Linked DNA regions of Homo sapiens: region 1 is linked to region 2. A link is an interaction called in ENCODE POLR2A ChIA-PET data of the cell type or tissue named here. Cell type or tissue: Panc1. All regions are shown on one strand. Links, peaks and the distances in the headings refer to the core of each region. The heading gives the core; the rest is flanking DNA.

Evidence for each region. ChIA-PET counts read pairs that join two places held together with the same protein. Peaks named below come from ENCODE experiments on the same cell type or tissue, not always from the same donor. Only the 100,000 strongest peaks of a DNase experiment are listed, where the experiment ranks them.
Region 1: POLR2A ChIA-PET joins it to region 2 with 7 read pairs; 2 of 35 experiments call an interaction of 5 or more read pairs at or near these places.

What each region holds. Positions count from the first base shown.
Region 1 is chr9:87,802,645-87,807,037 of GRCh38, reverse strand. It overlaps the pseudogene LOC100420576. Among named protein-coding and RNA genes, the nearest start is that of SPATA31E1, 78 kb to the left of the region's middle. In Panc1, for the core only: no CTCF peak of the experiment used is centred there; no DNase peak of the experiment used is centred there.
Region 2 is chr9:89,136,113-89,140,505 of GRCh38, reverse strand. All of the region lies in intron 1 of SHC3 (SHC adaptor protein 3), which reads left to right. Among named protein-coding and RNA genes, the nearest start is that of SHC3, 41 kb to the left of the region's middle. In Panc1, for the core only: no CTCF peak of the experiment used is centred there; a DNase peak (open chromatin) is centred at 2,487; H3K4me3 peaks cover 309 bases.

The DNA of each region.
Region 1 (4,393 bases), core at 213-4,212, 1.3 Mb after region 2:
CCGTTACCTTCAGCAGAATCTTCTAGACTCCATGTTCAAGGAGCCCCTTGAGGTTGTTTACCTTCGTCATCCCTCAGTGGGCTCTTGACTTTAGCGTCTGGATTAGCCATAATGGGATGAATTGTTTGCCAAGCATTGCTAATCACAGTCTGTCTTCCTTGTGGGTGAACATAAATCCCCACACAAATAACTGCTTGGCACCTGGGCACACCCGGTACTGGAATTTGGTTTTTGAAAATGACAGCTGTCACAGCGGCTTCTTTGGAGAATGCATCGCTGAGGATTGTGGTGGGAGTTCAGGAGCAGACAGTGCCTGCGGAGGAAGCCAGGAAGGGGCTGACCTGCAGTTCTGACTCGGGTCACCTTGAGCAGGAGACAATGGGGCACGTGATGTGGGAGAGGGAAGGGGAAGAAGAGGTCATTCACCCTTCAGAGCATCTTAGGACCATTTTCTTCCTTTCCATGTCCTTTCTCTTGATATTTCTCGGTGTTTCTCACTGGATGCCTTTGGGGATTTGGGTGAGTAGGAACTCCTGTCCTTACAGGATATTTCTTGTCTGTGGCTGCCAAGCATCTAACATGCTAGCATCCCCTATAGCCCCATATTGTGAAAACCAAAACAATACCTACACACATTGTCTGATGCCCCCTGGGTTGCTGCCATACTCTGCAAGAGCCACTGTGGAGCTGGATCAGAGTAGATCTCACACAGTGGTGGGGAGAGGTCTGTATCCGGAAGAGCTGAAGGAGGTGGCCATGTTATTTGGTTTCCAAATGGGCCAAATGAGCAAAAGAAATACTTTCTGTGTTCCCGGCTCTCATCAGTTGACATTGCCTAGGAATGTGTTTTTAAACTACATTTGCTAGAGAATCAATGGGACTGGGCATCTGGAAAGAAAACCAAAGTCTTCTTGTTTCCCTGGACCAATGGAGGATGGGCAGGGGAGAGGGACTAGCTGTTTTCATTATTAGACAGTGCAGGGGGCTGCCCCATGGGAAATAGGACCTTGCAGACAGGGCATTCCAGGGGCCCAAGTGAGCTCCCCAAATGGGTGGGGCAGGACAGCATTGAAGGTGACTGAGGCCAAGGTTGGAGTTCCCGGGGAAAGAAAGAACATGGGCCAGGGGCTGATCTGTGTGGGATCTACTCTGAAAGTTCACAGGAAGTGAACTAGGGCAGTGGTGTGCAGGAGCCTCCAGTGATGTCCCTGAGAGCCGTGCATGTCTTCCCAACTCAGTGACATCACACGGGGTACTTGAAATCAGCCAGGGTGGGAGCATTTACACCACAAGAATCAGCAAATGCTACAGATCGATGCCTGCCTGCCCACCAGAGGTAGCTGACCAGTTCACCATTGTTTTAGGGGTCTCTAATAGCCCCCACACCTCCACCCTGGCTGTAGGTACCACCTTATTGCAGAAGGAGGTTGCACCTTCTACTCCTCTGTGCTCACTGCTACCAATAAAACAAAGCCCAGTGCAGCTGAGGCAGGATAGGTAGTCAAGGAAATGGCCATGTTTTTGGGATGCAGCAACCACAGTTACCAGTGACCGTACAGCCAACACAGTAAGTCTTAGCATTTGCATTGTAATTGAGCTCACACAAGCAACGCTATCTTCAGTGGGGAGTTTCCCTTCTAGACAGCATGCACATTTTGATTTTACCTCTCCTCAAAATGACCCTTTGCTCATAATTGTAAAAAACATGGCCAGGCGCGGTGGCTTACACCTGAAATCCTGGCACTTTGGGAGGCCAAGGCGAGTGGATTGCCTGAGCTCAGAAGTTCAAGACCAGCTCGAGCAACATGGTGAAACCCTGTCTCTACTAAAACGACAAAAAATTAGCCGGGTGTGGTGGCGTGCACCTGTAATCCCAGCTACTCAGGAAGTTGAGACAGGGGAATTGCTTGAACCCCAGAGGCAGAGGTTGCAGTGAGCCAGAATTGTGCCACTGCACTCCAGCCTGGGTGACAGAGCAAGACTCCATCTCCAAAAAAAAAAAAAAAGAAAAAAGAAAAAAACCACCACTGGGTAGAGATTTAAGATGTTAATGAGACATGGGACATATGAACCAGCATGTACAGTTACTACACATGTGCACCCAGAAGACCACCCAGAACATGCTTATTAGCAAAACCTCTTCCCACCTCCCTATTAATAATCATGTAAGACTCCCATAAAGGGGGTTTCTCCAACAACGATCAATGCTGTCTCACCCTCTCACCCTAAGGAGCAGCCGCCCCGAACTCCCTCTCTCTAAGGGTGTACTGTCTCTTCTGCACCTAACTTTCAAAATATTCTTTCTCCTTTGCAATAAAATCACTCTATGCTTCATCTCCTTTGCTGTGTGCCTTTTGTTTAAATTCTTTTAAACCAAGAAGACAAGAACCGAGGTGTCACATCGGCCATCAACACAGCTATCCATATCTGCCTGAGGATGCTGGTGTTGCTTAGCCAAACCCAGTTCTCCTTCTAAAAGAAAGGAGGGACTCCTTCTATGACAGGTAGTGATGGGGGATGCATCTTGATTTTATATCAGCATCCATTTTACTACAGTCGCTGCAAGTCCCATTCTTATCGGATTTTAAAATAAGAGTTTCAGGAGTTGGCATATTTTTATTCTGTTTGATTCTCCTTCTAATCAGATTTTCCATGAGCTGATATTAAAAGTAGTGTGCCTTTACTTCATCAGATAGTGAAGAAAGGTGCCCAGGAATATTTTGAAAAGTGAAAAAAAAAAGGGGGAGTTTGCCCAGAATGAAAAATTCACCACCTGCAAGCTGCATTTGCATAATTAAGAGTTGCTGCTCCATCCATGGGCTCTCACTACACCCTGCCACGTGGGCGGGGCCACATTGCCTCTCAGCGCTCTTATCTGGCCTTCCCAGACCGTGGATGGTCTCCTCATTAGCTTGCAGATGTTTAGTCCTCTTTTCTGATGAGAAAAATGAAAATAAATTGCCACAGTTGGTGCTGGAATAAAGGAAACTAGAAACTAGGAGATCCACCAGGGCTTCAAAGAGCAATGCTGTTACCAAATAACACTGATTCACTCATGCACTGAAAAGATATTCCCAGTGTCTACTGCATGCCAAGAGCTGTTCTGGGCACTGCAGAGACCACGGTGAACAAAATCGGCAGAACCCAGCCAGGAAACAGATCAGAAAAATGCCAGATAGCATAAGTTGAATCAATGGGTGATAAATAACAGCCTACAACTCACCACCTGCTTCTGTAAATAAAGTTTTATTGAGACACGGCCACACGCTCTTGTCTACGGCTGGTGTTCATACATGGCAGAGTTGAGTTGCCACAGAGACCATCTGGCCCTCTACAGAAAGGGTTGCTGCCTCCTGGGGTAGGTGCCATGCAGGGAATTGAAACAGGATGAAGTGAGATGAGAGGATGGTGGAGTCTACTTTCACCTGGCTGATGAGGACCTCTCTGATGTGACACTGAAACCAAGACCTGAAGGGCAAGAAGAAGGAAGCAGCCCGAGGAAGGGCTGGAGGAAGACAGAGGAATAGGGAGTGCAAGGGGCCAGGTAGTGAAGGGTTGGAGGAGCTCAAGCATAAAACAACAAAGAAGGAGGGTAACTGGGCTAGGGCCAGAGGATGGGCCTGGAGGTGCAGGCAGAGAACGATGCGCGAGCGATGTGACCCCGACGACGTGACCCCGACGACGTGACCCGAGAGGTGGCACGGCTTTATAGACCTTACCTGGGGGGTGAGGAGACTGGGTTTGGGCCAAGTGTGTTAAGCTGGCTGGTGCGAGATCTGCCTTAGGTTTAGGAATTCCCCCAGCTGCTCAGACTGGAGCCTCGGGGTCAGGAGGTGGAGCAGAGGGACCTGATAGGAGATGATCTTGGCAACCAGGGGAGATGTGACGGTGCTTGGACTGGGGCTGTCCAGGCTCTATTACTTAGTGAGCCTTGGGCAAGAATACATGTGGGACCCTCCATAGGAGCCAGGCCCAGTGGGAAGGACCTAGGGAGTCCTGTAGCTGGTGCTCACCCGGGTTCCAGACGCTGTCCACAGAGCCTGTCATTTGACTGCCAGGATCTGTGCGGTCCTCTCATGAGCCCATTTCAGAGGAAAGTAACCCAAGGCTCAGAAGTTCGAGGTGGGTCTTCCCAGGCGAGAGGAACACAGCAGATGGGGGCCTCCCCTACAAGCTGCAGTGCTCTGTTGAGTATGAGGAGGGGAGGGGGGACATTGACTGTCATTTAAAAATCAGGAGATCACACCTAAAAATGTGGATATTTGGCTTCTTGTGGGAAGCCTGTTCCACACTGGATGCACCTTCCTCCGTGGTGCTGGGTAGCGGGGAGGCGGCAGCTGCTCCACTTAGAGGGACACAGGCTCTGATTTCATGATGTTCTCCACCTGCACTC
Region 2 (4,393 bases), core at 143-4,142:
ATGCTTGGATAAGAAACACATGCTCTTGGCCACCTAGGAAGTATGGAGATGCGCCCCCCCACCCACCACCACCGCCACTGAGAGATAAGACTTCCATGGGGAGGGGCTGATTCCTTCTTTTTGGGATCCAAGATCTGGTATAAAAGCAGGACCCTTAATCTGGGGGGGGGAATCTGTTTGCCTTCCAGCTGTCCCTGCTTATTAGCCCTAGAAAATGCATGCTTTCCTGGCTCTGGGCTCCACCCTGAAGCCAGTAATCCAATTAAGAAACTGGTAAATGAAAAATCTTACAACTACTGGGTCTTCTTCTGTCATGTATTTATGTGTGTTGTGTGTTTGTGATATAAAAAAGAAGCTTTCATTGGTTTAAAAACAATGACTGCTTAAATCAAGCATTTTGTCAGAAAAGTAAAAAGTCTAATGGCTTTTAGTTCATGTGACTTTAGTACTCTTCAAGAAATGACAGTTTTAAAAATTATTGGTAAAATTAAAATGTCTTCAAAATTTAAACATTTGGTCTAAATTACTCAGGTCAGATATTAGGCTTGCTAAATGCTTTAAGGTAATAAACTGTTTCTTTAAGTTTTGAAAATTGTTCAATTTACCTACTTTAGAGCATTAGATTCTAAATAAGGCCTAGGGACATATGGAGAGCCATGCTCCCTAGCTAGGCTCAAGAGTCAGCCTTTATCAGCCCTTTTGCAATAGGACAGAATTGGAGAAACTGGTAATTTTACCAACGCTTTGACTGTAATGGTGTTCTTTCCTTTAAGGAATCAAACTTGATTTGTAAAGCTAATAAAAGCCCCTTGAAGAAACTGGCCTCATGCCTAGTCTACAGCAGTCTCTGTACAGAATTCCTGACCTGTGTGATAAGTAAAGAATGGCACTTATCTTAGGCCCAGGAGCCCCAAGTTATCTTGGGATTTCAAAAGGAAAGGAATTGACACAACTCATAGGTATTTGAGGGTACAAACCTATGGCAGGGCTCAGCTTTATAAAAGTCTTATCTGAGATTCCTTCTATGGAACAGAGTTTCACAAAAGCCAATTTAAAAACAGCTTATGTGAAAAATAATTATTCTTACTGCACTTTATACAAATAATCAGGCCAAGTGTAATAAAGCAAAACAGTCTTACCATGATTTGTCCTTAGTAACAATGGTAAACTGGATAGAGAAAGATTATGTTTCAAGAACTATGGTACACTTGTTATTAGATTCTAGTCTCATTGGTTGTTTTTGAGTTTTTTCTTCAACTTAGGCTGATCTGGCTCATTCCTGTGAACCAACCAGCAATCTCTGACTGCTGCTCAGAAGAAATAAGAGGGATGGGTAATGTAAAAAACATCTGGATAAAATCAATATTCTAATTCTGGGTGCATTAGAATCAGCTAACAATCCCATATCAGCCTGGTTCCAACAGTTTCCCAATTCATGGAAAGACTTCTAGTTTAGTTTACTTGAAATAATTGTACTTATTTTGCTTTACTGCTGTGGAATGTATTACTGTTGTACTCTTCGTGTAGGAATGCAGGATAAGCTTACTCAATGTTTTCTTAAATTGAATACTTATTAATCTTCCAGATACCACCTTTTCTCAGAACTCAAGAGTCATGAATCACCCTTACTATACTGATGCCTCCTGACAGAGCTCCTTTCTATGCCTAATATAAGAGACCCTAATAGGCAGGAATATCATCACCTCTAATCATCCTGAAGAAGTTACAGAAGATGGATCTTTATCCCTCCGCAACCCTTAGGATTAAGGGTTCTCTTAGAAAAGGGAGAGGGGAAATGTCAGAGACATTTGAACCAGAGCAACTCCATCTTGAATAGGGGCTGGATAAAATGAGGCTGAAACCTGCTAGGCTGGATTCCCAGACGGTTAGGCATTCTAAGTCACAGGATGAGACAGGAGTTTGGCACAAGACACAGGTCATAAAGACCTTGCTGATAAAACAGATTGCAGTCAAGAAGCTGGTTAAATCCCACCAAAACCAAGATGGCAATGAGAGTGACCTCTGGTTGTCCTCACTATTACACTCCCACCAGCTCCATGACAGTTCACGAATGCCATGGCAATGTCAGGAAGTTACCCTATATGGTCTTAAAAGGGGAGGCATGAATAAACCACCCCTTATTTAGCATATAATTGAGAAATAGCTATAAAAATGGGCAACCAGCAGCCCTTGGGCCTGGTCTGCCTATGGAGTAGCCATTCTCTTATTCCTTTACTTTCTTAATAAATTTGCTTTCACGTAGTTCTATGGACTTGCCTCAAATTCTTTCTTGTGCAGATTCAAGAACCCTCTCTTAGGGTCTGGATTGGGAGCTCTCTCCACCAGTAGGACAGATCTGCTGTCACCCTTGCCCTCAGATGCATGTTCTTTGTCCCCCAAGTCTCTGTAGCTGGCAGCTCACGGCTTCCCAGGGCAAGGCGAGAAGCATCAGAGTCTACAAAGGGTGACATCTATGACTAATCTTTCCCAACTCTGGTTTGGCTTCCTGCCCTTTCAGTGCGTTTGCAGCCTGCACAGACTCATAGTTGCAGAGGAAAGTCTTTGTGAAGACTCTGTTACAAAATAATGGCTTTGTCTTTGTACTATGGGCTGTTATCGTTCTTTTCTTATGGATTGAAGGAGCAACGTGTTTCATTTATTTTCCTCTTGCTCCTGATGAATTGAGTTTGCTTTTGGGGTCTTTGTAAGTTGCAGCTCTTCTGATGACTCTGATTTCTTGCCTACACACTCTCATTATTTCTTTGAATTCTTTAGCAAGCTAGCTCAGTTTATTCTATCACTGACATTCTCATTTCTGTTACAGGAACTCTGTCTCCACCCCTAGACGTTTTTGCTTTTAATATTTCTCATTCAGAAAGCTAATTTTATTCTGTGCCCTTGAGTTATTATTTTTAATAATAGTGCAGTTTGCTAATATTCCTGTTTCCCAATAAAAAAGTTTCAGAAACTTGATTGGAATTTTTTTATCATGAACTTGAGTTTTCACAAAGTCTGTCTGCCACAATTGTACCATCAATTTCTTAAGATTTGGGATTTTTTGGATGTCCTAATTGGAAGTTGTGTATCTAAGGCTTATTGCAGTTAACTGGAGGTGCCAAAAACCATAATGTGTTGAGATCCTCAAAGTAATCTTGAGTTTGAGAAATAAAACACACTGAAACTTAAGCCATTTTTAGCTAAGTGTGAACTGTTGCTGAGCCCTTAGCCATGTGTATAAAGATGCTCCTGAGAATCTGGACTAAAGTGGAAAAACAATGGTATCTCCATGACATGGTTTAGCTTTGTGTCCCCCCACTAAATTTCATGTTGAATTGTAATCCCGATTTTGGGGGAGGGACCGGGTGCAAGGTGATTGGATCCTGGAGGTGGATTTTCCCTTTGCTGTTCTCATGATAGTGAGTATGTTCTCACAAGATCTGGTTGTTTAAAGGTATATCCACCTCCCCCTTCACTCTCTCTCCATCCTGCTCCAAGCATGTAAGATGTGCCTGCTTCCCCTGTACCCTTCTACCATGATTATAAGTTTCCTGAGGCCTCCCCAACTATGCTTCCTGTACAACCCGTGAAACTGTGAGTCAATTAAACCTTCTTTCTTCATAAATCACCCAGCCTCAGGTAGTTCTTTATAGCAGTGCAGAATGGTCTAATACACTCCAGCCATATTGTTACCTGAAAGTGGTCCCAATCCAGACCCCAAGAGAGTATTCTTGGATCTCGCACAAGAAAGAATTCGAGGCAAATCCATAGAGTAAAATGAAAGTAAGTTTATTAAGAAAGTGAAAGAATAAAAGAATGGCTACTCCGTAGGCAGAGCAGCGCCAACGGCTGCTGGTTGCCCATTTCTATGGTTATTTATTGATAATATGCTAAACAAGGCATAGATTATTCATGAGCTTTCTGGGAAAGGGGTGGACAATTCCAGGAACTGAGCATTCCTTCCCTTTTTATATAGGGTAACTTCCTGACATTTCCTGGCATTTGTAAACTGTCATGGTGCTGGTGGGAATGTAGCAGTGAGGAGGATCAGAAGTCACTCTCATCGCCATCTCTGTTTTGGTGGGTTTTAGCCAGCTTCTCTGCTATAAGCTGTTTTATCAGCAAGGTCTTTATGACCTGTATTTTGTGCTGACCTCCTATCATACCCTGTGACTTAGAATGCCTTAACTTCCTGGGAATACAGCCCAGTAGGTCTCAGCCTCATTTTTTCCAGCCCCTATTCAAGATGAAGTTGATCTGGTTCAAATGCCTCTGACATGTTTCTCCTCTCCTTTTTCTAAGAGAACCCTTAATCCTAAGGGTTGAAGAGGGACAAAGATCCATCTTTTGTAATTTCTTCAGGCTGAATAGGGGTAATGATATTCCTGCCTAACTA